2 separate regions of the Homo sapiens genome follow, and region 1 is linked to region 2. The links are chromatin contacts, found by Hi-C or POLR2A ChIA-PET in ENCODE. All regions are on one chromosome and are shown on one strand. The core of a region is the stretch at or near the end of the contact, and the rest is flanking DNA. Distances in the headings are between cores, read along the strand shown.

Region 1 (3,758 bases), core at 247-2,746, 84 kb before region 2:
TCCCATGCCCCTGTTCCCTTCTTTTTTTCCTCCCTTCGGGGGCTCAGCACAGCAAACAGGCAGATGGGGGAGAGGTGTGAGATTATCGTGGGGAGGGGAATGAATTTTCCATTATTAATAACAGCAACAACAACAACACTTCGCCTGTTGGCACAGCACTCACTAGTTTATCTAGTGCCGTCACACCTGTGATCTCTTTGGATCCCAGAGGTGCAGACTGAAACCCTGGGGTTCTGATTCCCAGCCTCTGACACTGTTCACATGTCCAAGCAGGCCACTTCTTTACAGACACACACATGCCCATCTGGCCATTGCCAAAGGCCATGTCTAGACCTTTACTTAAAATGTGCGCTGCCGGGCGCGGTGGCTCACGCCCGTAATCCCAGCACTTTGAGAGGCCGGGGCCGGCTGATCACCTGAGGTCAGGAGCTCCAGACCAGCCTGGCCAATATGGTGAAACCCCGTCTCTGTTAAAAATACAAAAATTAGCCGGGTGTGGTGGCGCATGCCTCTAATCCCAGCTATTCGGGAGGCTGAGGTAGGAGAATCGCTTGAACCCGGGAGGCGGAGGTTGCAGTGAGCCAAGATCGCGCCACTTCACTCCAGCCTGGGCAACAAGAGCGAAACTCCGTCTCAAACAAAACAAAACAAACAGAAAAAAATGTGCGCTAGCCCCCTACGAATGCTGCCCTCTCGGCTTATGTCAATCTCAATTTCAGTAAGTCCCCTCCACTTCTGTGAAACGTCTACCAAATACACTGGAAAAGGGTCGGCAAGGTGCCTTGGAGACCATCTAGTCCAACTTTGTCGCTGGTCCAGAGAGAAGGGCTGGGCCGAGGACACAGCTGGTGCGGGATAGAACCACCCCCGCCTCCTCCCTCCCTGGCGCACACATGCATGCACACGCGCGCCTGCTCACGGCGCTCCTCCTTCTCGCAATGCCCTAGGCAGCTGCAAACTTCGGTCCCCTAGAGCTTCTCCCTAGGGGCTGCCCACAGCGGGTGTTTCGGGAGTTGAACCTGTACACCTTGTTTTCCCCTTTAGAGTGGAATGAGGTGGGAGGAGCTCGCTGTCCTCCGGAAACTAGAGGGGGATCTTTTATGAAGTTACAAATCGTTAGCCTATGAAAACTCTGATTTCACACACGAGAGGCGAGTTGGCCCCAGGACACGGGCGTTGACACGCACCGGGTTGTCCCGGCAGCCGAAGGCACCTTTGCATAAGCGCCGCGTCTCCCAGTCCCCTCCGAGCGTTCCTCAGCCCCCGCCCCACCGCCCGCCTCTCTCCCTCCTCCTCTCCGGCTTCAGATCGTCCAGTCTCCCTTTCCCGCCCGGCGCCGCAACAAGTGCGGGCGTCGCGGCCCCTCTTACCCTGGCCTCGGTCCATGGCGCCGGCCCGGTCCCCGGGGAGCGGGCCGCAGGGCGCAGGGGCTCCGGCGCGGCTGGTAGCGGCCGGCGCGCTGCGCTCTCAGGCCAGCCCAGCGGCCGGCGCTCTCTGCGGTCCCCTCCCCCAGACAGGATGCTCGCCGGCAGCCCCCGCCCCGCCCGCGCCCGCGCCCGCCCCTCAGAGCCGCTCCCGGAATAGACCCGAGCACGCCTCGCCCCCTGGGCCGCAGCCCGCTGTCCCGTGGTGCCGCACACGCCCCGCCGCGCCCTGCCGCTCGCTCGCCCTCCGCGGCGCTCCCACTTGGGCTTGGAGGACCCTTTTCCCCGTCCGCACGCGTTCGTTCCCGCGCCCGCGCGGCCTGCCCCAGCCCGGACCCAGGAGGTGTGCGGCTTTGCTTGCACTCCGCTAGCGATGGGGTCTTACCACCGCACCCCTCAGCCGGCTCCATGCCGGAATGCGGAGACTGTTGGAGCGCGTTTTTATCCTAGGGAATCAAAACCCCCTTCCCTGCAGCCGCCACCCATTTCCTGGCTTTGGGCTTGTCTTCTCCATTCGCCGCGGGTCTTTCTTGAGCACCTTCTAAGCCAGACAGTGGGCCCGCGGCGATGCCGGTGCAATGTCAGTGGTGTTGCGAAAGAGGAGTTAAATAATAACAAAGATCTTCAGAAAGAAAAGCACCTGGGAAAGGGAGAAAGAGAGGCTTGCTGAAAGGTGGGCAAGGGCTTGGGACACTTTCAACTTTTGAGGTTCCTTGTGTACTAAAACGTGAAAACATAACGAGGATCTGGGAGAATTCAGAAAAAGAATAGAAAAATGAGTAACACGTGAAAACATGCAGAACAGGGTGATAAAAAATGTGGAAATGAATACTTTTAGCATACAAAATACAGTGCAATATAAGTGTACTTTTCGCAAGATTGTAGAAAATATTGCTATGACCAGTGTGGAACAGTAATGGGATCTAAGTTTAAAGCTGTATGAAGAATGTCAACTTCTTCACCTTATTAGTATATCCCTGTGAAAATAGGTCTCACTCATTTATACACAATATCAAATGTCTGACTTTAAGACCCTTCATAAAGTCCAGGACCAATTGTTCTCCTAGACACTGCTCCTCCCACCATGGGCCAGGCCATGGTTTTCAGCTTTGAGCTGACCACTGTTCCCTACTTAGAACATTCTGGAACAGGGAACAGCTACCACAGAGGTATGGAGGCAACAAAAGGCCTGGGAAAGACCCTCCTGTACTTTCCTGGACTGGGAATATTTTCTTTTCTTCTTTTTTTTTTTTCTTGAAAAGTCTCCCTTTGTCGCCGAGGCTGGAGTGCAGTGGCGCGATCTCGGCTCACTGCAACCTCTGCCTCCCGGGTTCAAGCAATTCTCCTGCCTCAGCCTCCTGAGTAGCTGGAATTACAGGCGCCCACCATCACTCCGGGCAAATTTTTGTATTTTTAGTAGAGACGACGTTTCGCCATGTTGGCCAGGCTGGTCTCGAACTCCTGACCTCAGGTGATCCACCTGCCTCGGCCTCCCAAAGTGCTGGGATTACAGGCGCCAGCCACCTAGCCTGGCCGGGAATATTTTCTCTATTGCTTTTATGGGCAAATTAAAATTAACATTTTCTTAAAATATTGCATCAGTAATTTAGTGTGTGTGTGTGTGAGCACTCAGACCAAATGTGATGTTGTGAACAGTGTATGAAAACTTGTGCATGGCTCTTGTTCTGTTAGTTTGGTGCAAAAGTAATAGTGGTTTTTGCCACTGAAAGTAATGGCAAAAAACGCTATTACTTTTGCTCCAATCTAAATACTACATAGTATAATAACTTTTCGTCAATGAGGTTTTCTTGCTCATCTGTGCTATGGGAAGCCTCATACTGTAAGTCCTCACAGGACTGTTGGTAGGGCAAATGAAATAATACAAACCCACTTTATAAACCACAAACAGCTATAAAATATGAGCCATTATTATTTTCTGAGTTCCTTTTTGTTGCTGTCCCCTTTTCCAATTTGAAAAGGTCAGTTTCAATTCTAAAGCAGCCAACCAACAATTTACCAGTGGATTAAGTTTTAAAAGTTTATTGTTTGAACTCTGAACACTTGGAAACAAGGCCATAAATTGTATTTTATTTTATTTTTTAATTATTATTATTATTATTTTTTGTATTTTAGTAGAGACGGGGTTTTACCATGTTGGCCAGGATGGCCTCGATCTCCTGACCTCGTGATCCACCCGCCTCAGCCTCCCAAAGTGCTGGGATTACAGGCGTGAGCCACCGCGCCCGGCCTCCCATAAATTGTATTTTAAGTTCTCAGGCTAGCTCACTAATTCTTCTAAAAACATAATATTTCATTTGAAATAATTTAGAAAAA
Region 2 (4,033 bases), core at 244-2,743:
GTGTAAAGAAAGAGTGTGAATTCATTTTTTGCATATGAATATTCAGTTTTCCAAACACCTTTTTTTGAAAAGACCATTCTTCCCCTCTTGAATTATCTCAACAGCCTTGTTGAAAATTAACCAACCATAAATATAAGTTTATGTTTATATTTTTGATTTTATTCATTTCTATGCCTATCCTTGTGCTAGTACCACCCTATCTTGTTTATTATAGCCTTGTAGCATATTTAAAAGTGGGAAGTGTGAGTTCTCCAACTTCGTTCTTTTTAAAGATTGCTTGGCTATTCTATGTCCGTCCCTTGAAATTCCATATGAATTTTAGGATCAGACCATCAATTTTGGCAAAGAAGCCAGCTGAGATTTTGATAGGGATTGCATTTTCTATGGACTGAATTCTGTCCCCACCCCCAATTCATATGTTGAAGCCCTAACCTCCAACATCCTAGTGTTTAGAGATGGGCCTTTGTGTGATAATTAGGTTTAGATGAGATCATAAGGGTGGGGCCCTCATGATGAGATTAGTACTCTTAAAACAACAGACACTAGAGAGTTTGCTGGCTGTCCCTCTCTCCCTTTCTCTCTCTGCCATGCGAAGACGCAGCAAGATGGCGGCCATCTGCAAGCCAGTGCTGCCATCTTAATAATAAATAAGTCTTTTATTTTATGAGCAAGGGACACCTTTCCATTTATTTAGGCCTTGTTTAACATTTTGTAGTTTTCATAGTACACATTTTGAACTTCTTTTGTTAAATTCATTCCTATGTATTCCTTTGATGCTATTGCCAGTGGAACTGTTTTCTCAATTTTATTTTCAGATTGTTTATTGCTATGGTATAGAAATATAATTGATTTTGGTATTTGATCTTATATCTTGAAACCTTGATAAACTTATTAGTTCTAATAATTTTTTAGTATTCCTTGGGATTTGCTATACAAGATCATGTCATGTGCAAATAGAGATTAGTTGTACTTCTTCCTTTTTAATCTGGATGCCTTTTATTTCATTTTCTTCCTTAATTAACCTAGCACAAACCTGAAATGCAATGTCAAATAGAAGTGGTGAGAGCAGAAATTCTTGTCTTGTTTTTGATCTTACAGGGAAATGTTATATATAAAATTTCGGTGCTGCAAAAGGAATAGCACTAGAATATAAAATTTTCTTTTTAATTCTCAGCAAGGCAAGTTATTACTATAGAACGGTGCGCCCTTACAGATGGAGCAAAGGTGAGGGTGCACTTGGACAAGGGAGGGGAAGAGGTTCTTATCCCTGAGGCACGTGGCCCCTGCTGCTGTGTCGTTTCCCTATTGGCTAGGGTTAGACCGCACAGGCTAAACAAATTCCGACTGGCTAATTTAAAGAGAATGACGGGGTGAGTGCTTTGGCGGGAGTCAGGGCAGAGCAGGTAGCAGGTAATCTGAATGAGTTAGGGTGGAGCATGTGATCAGAATGAGTCAGGGTGGAGTAGGTAATCAGAATGAGTCAGGGTGGGGTAGGAAATCGGAATGAGTCAGGGTGGAGTAGGTAATTGAAAAATGTTGCTTTACGAGGAAGTTAAGTTTAAAAGTAGAAGGCAAAGAATTGAACATACTAACGTATTAATTCTTTGAAAAGAAATTTAGAACTCATATCTAACAGAAACATTCGGTCTTTCACCATTAAGTATAATCTTAGTTGTAGGTTTGTCTTTGTTATAGAAAGATAGTTTTGCTGAATACATAATCTTTCCTTGACAGTTATTTCTTTCAGTACATTAAATATATTCTTCTGCTGTTTTCTAGTTTGCTTGTTGCTACTGAAAAGTCAGTTGTCTGGCCATTTACCATTTATACGCAGATGATTTGTCTTTTCTCCCTGGCTACTTTTAAGATCGGCTCTTTGATGATCTGAGGTTTTACTCTGATATTGTAGGTGGATTTCTTTTAAATTTTCCTGCAGGAATTTATTAGGTTTTCTGGATTCAAGGATATGTGTCTTTCAACAGCTCTAGATAATTCATAGCTGTTGTCTCTTCAAATATTGTCCTCCCACTCATGTTCTCTATTATCTATCCCCAGAACTCTGATTAGATATATATGTCAGGACCTCTCACTATATTCTCCATATATTAGCTTCTTTTTTATTTTTACCACCTTCTCATATTTTTGATCTATTATCTGTATAACTTTTTTTGGATGAAATCTTCTGTTTTATTAATTTTTTCTTTAGCAACATCTAATCTGCTATTTAATTGATACATTGAATTAATTTCAAAGATTATATATTTCTATTTTTAGAAGTTTTATTTGTTTCCTTTTCAAATCTTCTGCACTATTGCTTATAATGCACTGTTGTTTTTTTTTTGCTCATATTTTCTAGCTTGTTTAAATGTATCAATATAGTTATTATGTAATGACAGGAAATTTCAATATACAAAGTTGTTGAGGTTCTGATTCTGCTCGCCATTGTTTCTGCTGGCTCTCATTCCATTATAATTTGTATGTTTTTGACTGACTGTGAGTTACTCATTTTCCTGATAACACTATGTGTGGAAAGTCTTTGAGGCCTGGAATAAAGTTGAGTTCCTCCAAAGAGGAGTATCATTTGCTTTTGCCATTTGCCAAGTGGGAGACCGCTGTAACTTAAATTTTCTGCTTGACTCTATTACATATTTTATATATTGTTATAAATTTTTATTTATAACAAATATATAACACGAATATAGTCATGAATCCATGTAAAGGGTGGATTATGGACAGATATTTTCATAAGTAATTTTTCATAATTTTTTTTTTCTTTGAGATGAAGTCTCAATTTGTCACCAGGCTGGAGTGCAGTGGCGTGATCTTGACTCACTGCAACCTCCACCTCCCGGCTTCAAGCGATTCTCCTGTCTCAGCCTCCTGAGTAGCTGGGACTACAGGCACCTGCCACCACACCCAGCTAATTTTTGTATTCTTAGTAGAGGTGGGGTTTCACCATGTTGGCCAGGCTGGTCTCAAACTCCTGACCTCGTGACCCTCCCACCTCAGCCTCCCAAACTGCTGGGATTACAGGAGTGAGCCACTGTTTTATTCCCCTCTACTCAGTGCCAAAGTTGGAACAGGCAAGTTTCCTTGCTCTCTCCCTCTCCAGAGCCAGTTTATTTCTCATCCATCATATGCTGAGAATATTTTTTTCAGGGGAAACAGCTTTATACATAGGTCTCCTATTGGATTCCCACTTTGACTAGATGCTAAGCTTTGCCTCCTGTTCTCCATGATCCATTTAGACAACAGAGTAAAAGCTCAAGGTCTCCAAGGTTTAAGATAAACTATCAGGATGAAATAAGGCATTGGGAGTCACAGCAGGGTTTCTGTTTCCGTTTTTAGCCTTCGTAGATTCCTTCCTTTCATGTCAGCATGGTAGTGCATGTTAAAAGAGTCGTAAAAGAAATTCATAACAATTTTTAGATTCTTTAGATGAGAAAGCTATCTAATAGGGTACTTAATTGTCATGTTGATTGCTGTTGGAAATAAAAATCCTCTCATTTCTTTTACCTTTAAGCAAACGGACATTGAAAATATTCAGAAAAATATTGGTCTATTTTTTTCCCCTTAAAATCTCTGTTGAAAGAGATTCTACAAACTCCGTGTGGTAAATGTGAAAATGGCCAAATTATTCCGTTCTGTATTAACACCCTTGAAATCTGATGCTGCAGATCTCCCTACAAAAGGCAAAGTTTATTTCTCCGTGACCTTGAATCTGGGTTGGCCATTTGGCTTGTTTTGGCCAACAGCAGGACATTAAGCTGAGGGTTGAAAAGGTCTTACCTATTAAAGCTTGTTCTCTCATTGTACTTGGAGCTCCGAGACCACCATATGAACAAGCCCAAGCCAGCCCATTGGAGGATGAAAAGCTATGTGGAGACACTGGGGTTAGCAGCTTGCCAACCACTGCCAGCAGACCCACCCGCCAACTGCATATCATCATGATGAGGCCAGTAGAGATAAGCAGAGCTAGAAACTGGGAAACACTTCCCAGCCAACCCAGAGAATCATGAACTAAATAAACGAT

Evidence for each region. A loop is a pair of places that touch in the nucleus more often than their neighbours do. ChIA-PET counts read pairs that join two places held with the same protein, here RNA polymerase II (POLR2A). Pooled maps may share reads with other maps.
Region 1: a map of Jurkat shows a loop between it and region 2 (3-fold over the local background). The contact joins the promoter of AFAP1L1 here to the enhancer-like site in region 2. A Hi-C loop is called at or near these places in 3 of 168 maps with a recorded cell type or tissue (CD4-positive, alpha-beta T cell, Jurkat and naive thymus-derived CD4-positive, alpha-beta T cell) and 1 of 50 pooled maps. POLR2A ChIA-PET finds 5 or more read pairs at or near these places in 1 of 52 experiments (WTC11).

Annotation. Positions count from the first base shown.
Region 1 is chr5:149,269,597-149,273,354 of GRCh38, reverse strand. AFAP1L1 (actin filament associated protein 1 like 1) reads right to left here and starts at 1,496. Exons shown (of 19, transcript NM_152406.4): 1 at 1,371-1,496. The coding sequence starts at 1,386. RefSeq lists enhancers at 1-435, 436-977, 978-1,517.
Region 2 is chr5:149,185,156-149,189,188 of GRCh38, reverse strand. The region is part of intron 3 of ABLIM3 (actin binding LIM protein family member 3); the gene reads right to left. Among named protein-coding and RNA genes, the nearest start is that of ABLIM3, 46 kb to the right of the region's middle. RefSeq lists an enhancer at 761-1,960. Within about 2 kb of position 1,493, at least 4 of the 41 ENCODE cell types and tissues checked have a DNase peak (open chromatin) inside an H3K27ac peak, as active enhancers do.